2 separate regions of the Homo sapiens genome follow, and region 2 is linked to region 1. The links are chromatin contacts, found by Hi-C or POLR2A ChIA-PET in ENCODE. All regions are on one chromosome and are shown on one strand. The core of a region is the stretch at or near the end of the contact, and the rest is flanking DNA. Distances in the headings are between cores, read along the strand shown.

Region 1 (3,527 bases), core at 152-2,651:
ACATGCTAGGTGCTCAAAACAGATGTGTTGAATCAGTCAAATAAATAAACGAATAAAATACATACACTTCTGCACATGTTTTAGTTCTTCTGATCTTCTATTTCTTCAGCTATAATGTGGGGATGATGTTATTTTGTGGGTTTGTTTTCAAGATTAAATAATATAGCATACCTTATACAATATGTAAAATGTCAAATGCTATGCTCAAAGGTACTAGTGGAATTTTAAGTCTGCAGGTATCTTTCAGATTTTAAAAAATCAGTACCAAAAGCTATAGGTGGGATGAGTTAATTAATCTCAAACACATTTAAATTAACAGGAAGAAAGAAATAGGGCATGGTAGGAGGAGAGAAAGGAGGACAGTTAGGGATATAGTGAATACTTTTAAAGTCAGTTGAATTATTTCATACGGGATAATTTTTCTTGTCACAGTAAATCACCCTGTGCCCCACCCCCGCTCCAGGAAGGCAGGGAGGTTGTAAAGGAGAAGCGAGAAGAGGGTTAATTTGAGCTCCCTCCTGCCTGCTGCAGTCACAGTGCATGATAGAGTAATGAAGGTGACGCCGCCACATATCTCATCTGAACTTCCTCTGTGGTCTTTTTCATATTAAAGTCTTTCACTGTTACAGGACTGTGCTTGGAAAAGTTGGGAAACTTTTCCCTTGGTGGAGAAAAAGAAGCCCTCGTCAGACGCAATCCAACAAATGAATGGAGTTATTTCCTTGGCCCAACATGTCCATCCACTAGCACACCAAATATTCATAGAAACATCTTTCCTCACTTCCAAGGCCGGAATTGTACTCTCCCGTGGCGTTGCCTAGTATCGCAGATTTCGAAAGTGAGCAGGCAACAGACTTGGCTTTCGAGCCAATTCTAGGAGTCGATGCGACTTACTGTCCTGTGTGGTAGCTTCTCCCGGGAGCAGAAAGTGTAAAATAAACAGCTGCTGAAAAGCATGAAGAATTAACGAAGTGAAAATCTCGAGTTATTTGTTCGGCAATTGACACGTAAGTGACCTCCTTAAATGCCTAGTTATTTAAGGACGTTTAGAACGAGGATGAATGAATCTTCAGGGCGGTTAATTCGCACCGGCGTGTAAATTTCTTTAGTCTTTCGGGAAGTGGCGGTAAATTCATACAAATCCAGCAGGGAGGGAAGAGAAGGGAGTAAAACCACGATCTCGGAGCGCTCTTCTCAGTCCTTTGGAAAGACTTGCCTTTACTGCCCGGAACCCTGGAGGTTACAGCTGGGCGAACCCGGAGGCGCTAGGACCTCGTCAGCGCCTGGCTGCGGCCGCTTTCAAGAGGGCGGAGGAGGGAGAGGAGGAGGGCGATGTGGGAAAGGAGGGGTGTTAAGGGGGGCGGGGGAAGTCATTTATGCAGAGCAGGAGCTGCTGCCATTGCCACTCAGAATCCTCGCGCGCTGCTCGGAGCCGGAGGGAGCGCTGGGAGCGAGCAAGCGAGCGTTTGGAGCCCGGGCCAGCAGAGGGGGCGCCCGGTCGCTGCCTGTACCGCTCCCGCTGGTCATCTCCGCCGCGCTCGGGGGCCCCGGGAGGAGCGAGACCGAGTCGGAGAGTCCGGGAGCCAAGCCGGGCGAAACCCAACTGCGGAGGACGCCCGCCCCACTCAGCCTCCTCCTGCGTCCGAGCCGGGGAGCATCGCCGAGCGCCCCACGGGCCGGAGAGCTGGGAGCACAGGTCCCGGCAGCCCCAGGGATGGTCTAGGAGCCGGCGTAAGGCTCGCTGCTCTGCTCCCTGCCGGGGCTAGCCGCCTCCTGCCGATCGCCCGGGGCTGCGAGCTGCGGCGGCCCGGGGCTGCTCGCCGGGCGGCGCAGGCCGGAGAAGTTAGTTGTGCGCGCCCTTAGTGCGCGGAACCAGCCAGCGAGCGAGGGAGCAGCGAGGCGCCGGGACCATGGGCTGGGGGAGCCGCTGCTGCTGCCCGGGACGTTTGGACCTGCTGTGCGTGCTGGCGCTGCTCGGGGGCTGCCTGCTCCCCGTGTGTCGGACGCGCGTCTACACCAACCACTGGGCAGTCAAAATCGCCGGGGGCTTCCCGGAGGCCAACCGTATCGCCAGCAAGTACGGATTCATCAACATAGGACAGGTAACGAACTACAGGCTAGCCCAGCCCTCGGCCCTGAAGCCACTGGGGGCTTCTTGTCCCCTCTGCGTGGAACCCCCTCCCCCTCTTCCAGATGTGCTCTAGCAGCTGTTGCCCTAACTCTTGGGCGATGCTCTGTCTCCTGCGCGCGCGCGCGTACGCACACACACACACACACACACACACACACACACCCCAGAGTTGCCGGGTCCGTGTTTTGTTTACTTGTCTTTTCCAAGCCACGCGGGACTGGTAGGGTCTCGGGAAAAATCCAGAGTGCCCCCGTGGTGGCTTCAGAGACGGCTGGACCTTTTGACCTGAAAAGTCGAGTAGCACTAGTAATCTGAGGCAGTCTCAGAGAGGGTGATCGTGGGGAGAGGGGGAAATTAGGTCTTTTGGGGGATAGGGGGTGAGCGCGCCTCTGATGCCTGCGGGGAAGGGAAAGCCTTTCCTGCTCGGACCTGAATTTAGCCCAGAAAGAAGTTTCCTCTTGGGCGAGAGAACCTCTGGCGCTGGAGACTCCGGAGGCGCGGGGACTGGAGCTGGAAGGGAGGAGAAAGGAGGGGGAGGGAAGAGGGGGCCGGCCCCGGTGTGAGTGCAGATTTAGGGGAGACCTCTAGGCTTTCTCGCCTTAAGCGAGGTCCGCGTGGGGGCTCCCGGAAGGGAGTTGTAGTGGGGAGGTGGGAAACTTCCGAAACCGGCTGGCTGGGTTCCGCTCCGGGAAAACGAGGAGTCTTACCCCGGGACGGAAGGTGCCGGGCCGGGAGGTTGCGCCGTGGGGCGAGAGTTGGGCAGGCAGCAGGGGCGCGGGGTTTTTGTGGGGTGCCGCTCTCGGGCTTTTGGCAGAGCTCTCCTGCTAGGGAGAAATGCCCATAAACTAAGGTGATGCTATGAGGATGATTGGAAGCGTAACAGATTTGGAAGTACTCCGGGTTCAGTGGTCTTGGCTTTCTGGTTCTCTTCCCCCGACACCCCTGCGAGAAATGGGGGTAGAGAGGGCTATGAAAGTGGGTCCCAGAAAGTACCCCCCTCCACATACACACCGCAAGCATCTTTGGGGTTGGCCGGAGGGGCGGGCCCTGGCTGGGCTCAGGCGAGAATCCGCTGGAATGGGAGGTGAGGATGATGGATGGCGCCTTTCCAGCAGGCGCGCTTTGGGGACTGCCCGGGGTGCACGCACCCTGCGTGCTCTGCCAGGGGGAAGGGAGAGGGAGGTGCTGGCTGGTGCCGGCGGAGTGGGAGAGTACGGACAGTTTCTGAGGCCATTGCGTTCCACGCCCAGGAACCCGGGGACACCCCCCGCCCCTCCTCCCCGCCGCCTGGGGGATGCGGCACCTGGAGAGGAGGCAGAGCTGCTGTCGCCGCGTTTAGAAGGAGCTGGGGAGTGCGGGGAGTGTTCAGAGGAGCAAGAGCACAAGATCTTGCTCT
Region 2 (3,446 bases), core at 227-2,726, 440 kb before region 1:
GGGCCACAGTCCTGTGCATTTGGGAACCCATGATGGGGAGAAGGGCTAAGGCAGGAGCAATGTCCCAACAGTTACCCAGCTCCCTGCACTTTCCCATCAGAGCCTCTAGGTGAGATTGTCATCAGGGACACCTGCCAGCAGCCAGACCCCAGGGTGGGGTGAACGTCCTTATCACCAGGGTGCTTTGTCTCTGTATGGGTTGTTTTATGAGCCTTATTACAACAGCTCTGTGATAGTGGTATGACAGATAGGATTTTCTTAGTGGAGACAAGGATACTGAAGTGCAGAGAGGTTAGATAACTTGCCTACATGACAAATAAATCAGAAAACTGGGGCTGAAATTCAGATATACTTTTAGTCCCACTGGCTCTCAGTCTGCTGAGGAATTTGGTGTCTCTTCATCATGGTTCCTAGAATTCTTTTGATAGGAAACAATGCCTTTACCCTCTAATTGAGCCATGGTTTCAAATGAAGTATTAGTCTGCCTTCAATTCTTGCCAAATCATAAGTCATCTATATTAGGTCTATCCCTGATAGCAATTTTTGATGAGTGGGAAGGGCTGTGGGAGGGAATACTGAGATATTAATATTCTTCAGGGATGGAAGGAGAGAGAGGGAGGAAAATGCCCTCTTCTGCCAAAGTGGGTGTGTGAAAACAAGAACCGAATACCGAGCACCCTCACCTGTGACCCCAACTTCCCCATAGTCCCCCTGTTCTATGTACATATATTCTACATCAAACCCCTTTTCCTCAGACATGACACTGCTTCTCCACTTTGAAGCTTGGCTCATGCTGTTTCATTCAGCATTTTTGCTTGCAAACATGATACCATTTTCCTATGGTCATTTCAAGTTTTTGTTTTGATGCTCCTGCCTGGATTCATTCTCTTGTTTCATACAAAAGGTCTGAGCACTTTTGAGGTTTCTTGGCACTTACTGTGTTGTACCTTGAGCTAGAGTTGAGTTGTGTTCTTGGCTAATTCCTCCCACTGAGTGCAGAGGGCAAGACCGATGTCTTAGTCATCTTAGTAGATAGTAGATATATAGAGATATCGATGTAGATGTATACTTACATCAAGAGTATAGTAGGCACATGATCACAGAACAGGGACCATCTAAGTTTTTGAATATAATTTATGATTCTGCTTAGGATCAGCTCTGTTCCATGGGAGGCCCTGTTATGAGGCCATAGAGAGCACCTGGACTTTAGGAGGGGCACTTAGTTTCCTGAATGAACTACTTGAACCATGGATAAGGGTTGGGTGAAGGAGAAACCCTCTGGAAAAAAAGATGCCCAGGTCCAAATAGTTGACCATCTGTAGCCTTTTCTCCAAATCTGTAGCATACTCCATTGTAGACAGTCCTATCCAACTGCTTAACTCTAGTGACCTGGCCAGGGCAATGTAGTCAAGGGGAGAGACAGGCCATTATGTCCCTCATTCCTGATTCTGAAGTGCAGCTGCTCAAATGCTGTTTACTTGTGAATGCATTGGCTTCTTTCCAGCCAATGTGGAGAAATCTCTGACTCACAGTAAGAACTTTGCAAAATGACCTCAGTATAGTGAATGAGAAAAGGCAATTGAAGTGTAGGTGTTTCTGGGTGCAACAAGGATCCTTGGATGTCAGCAGCTCATTTAATATGCATAGCACTTGACAATTTACAAAAGAGTTTTACACGTCTTTCTTCATTTGGCCTCCACAATTAGTTCCAGAAATCAGTAGAAGAGTAATTTCACTTCCTCTTTACAGATGGGGCTCAGAGAAGAGCCTTGTCTGTGACCACATGGCTAATAGTGGGCAGGTGCAGGAGAGATTCTTGAATCCAGAACTTCATTTGCCAAGTCTAGAGGTATTTCTGTTATCTGTTATCCTCAAAGCATCTTAGATAACATCCACCCACCCAAATGAAAAGGATAAGAGTGTCCAGGAAGTGAAATAAATACATAAAAGAAGAGAGAAGAGAACAATAAGTGAAACTATCTGAGAATATGCAAACCAGAGCCAGTGCAGGAAGGAATGTATTAGCTTTATTTTGGCAGGTAACTTTTTTTTTTTTTTTTGCTTTTTAGAGAAAGAGAATGAGAAACATGAAGAAGGAGTAATTTGTTGTCTACCCCAACATTCCTTCCTTGACACCAGTACTTATTTCCCAATAGAAAGGCTGGAAATGGCCAACACTGCTTTTCCAGGCGTCCCTGCAGAAAGGCATGCATGTGTGACTTAATCATGGCCAGTGAGACGAGAACATATGTCTTCAGAGAGCCTTCTGGGACAGATTTTCCTCCTGGTTCTGGGTATGAAGCTTGCTCAGTTCAGTGCCTGTGGGATTCACTGATAACATGAAATACACTGATCCACAGCTTGTCTGAGATGAATGCATGTGCTGTGTGATCCTGAAGTTCTTTATGTCTGTTGGCTTTTCATAGTACATCTGCTGGAAAGAAGAGCCTTTTTGGACATTTGTAAGCCCTTTGTGATGGGAGGGGAGTAAGTCTGTAAGTATGTGTGAAAAGGGGCTGCTATAATGTAAAGCCAACTCACCAAACATGGGCTTTGCAGTAATAAGGATGGGAAGCTAAAGATCAGGCCTCATGGAAAAGAATTTCCCCCTTTCTTTGACTTGGCCTATAAATGTAGCTTTTCTGACTCTTTTGAGGCCCTGTTGCTTGTCTTGTATTCAGCACCTAATAATGTTGTTGCAAATGTCAGGACTGCAACAAGCTCAGTTGTGTTGTAGCAAGTAGGAGACTGCTACAAAATGGGAAGAGTCACTAATAGTTTTGGCAACAAAACATGACAATGTGCATATTACCAGAGGCAATTATGTGCATCTCATGGGGATTCAATAGACTCTGGGACTGACTTTAATGACCTGAAAATCCACTTGCCCTTTTTGTTTTCTCTGTTATGTCCAAGTAATGAAAATATTGAGAAAGTTATTGTAACTATAAAATTGCAGCATAGTTCCTTTTTTAAAAAAATAAAGCCTGATCTATCTTTTGACTTGCAAAATGGTTCATTATACTTTGATTCAAAGAGAGAATAAAACTGAGATAGTAGGAAGGGACCAGCTCACTTTGTCTGAGTCACTTGGTACCAAACAATTTGGGCACCAGCCCAGGATAGATGAGTTTTTACATTGCTACATTGGAGCAGAGAGCCAGTTCCACATTCAGTTTTCAGAAAGTCTCCAAAGACCAATGGTCAACTATAACCTGTATTTATTTATTTATTACTAATTTTTAAAATGTGTATGTATTCCTGGGGTACAATGCAATTTTGCTACATTGATATATTGCACTGTGGTGAAGTCAGGGCTTCACTGGGGCCATCACTGGAGTAGCACGTGTTGTATCCACCAAGCAGCCTCCCATTAGCTATAATCTTATTAATGTTATTCCTGAGAGGCTTTGGAAAGACTTTCCTAAATTGGATGAGAAACTATT

What was found. Hi-C counts contacts between places; a loop is a spot of excess contacts on that map. ChIA-PET counts read pairs that join two places held with the same protein, here RNA polymerase II (POLR2A). Pooled maps may share reads with other maps.
Region 2: a loop to region 1 is called in a pooled map, with 3 times the contacts of the local background. The contact joins the enhancer-like site here to the promoter of PCSK5 in region 1. A Hi-C loop is called at or near these places in 1 of 50 pooled maps. POLR2A ChIA-PET finds 5 or more read pairs at or near these places in 2 of 52 experiments (H1 and activated CD8-positive, alpha-beta memory T cell).

The regions. Positions count from the first base shown.
Region 1 is chr9:75,889,272-75,892,798 of GRCh38, forward strand. PCSK5 (proprotein convertase subtilisin/kexin type 5) reads left to right here and starts at 1,402. Exons shown (of 38, transcript NM_001372043.1): 1 at 1,402-2,102. The coding sequence starts at 1,911.
Region 2 is chr9:75,454,100-75,457,545 of GRCh38, forward strand. No RefSeq gene overlaps it. Among named protein-coding and RNA genes, the nearest start is that of OSTF1, 370 kb to the left of the region's middle. Within about 2 kb of position 1,477, at least 2 of the 41 ENCODE cell types and tissues checked have a DNase peak (open chromatin) inside an H3K27ac peak, as active enhancers do.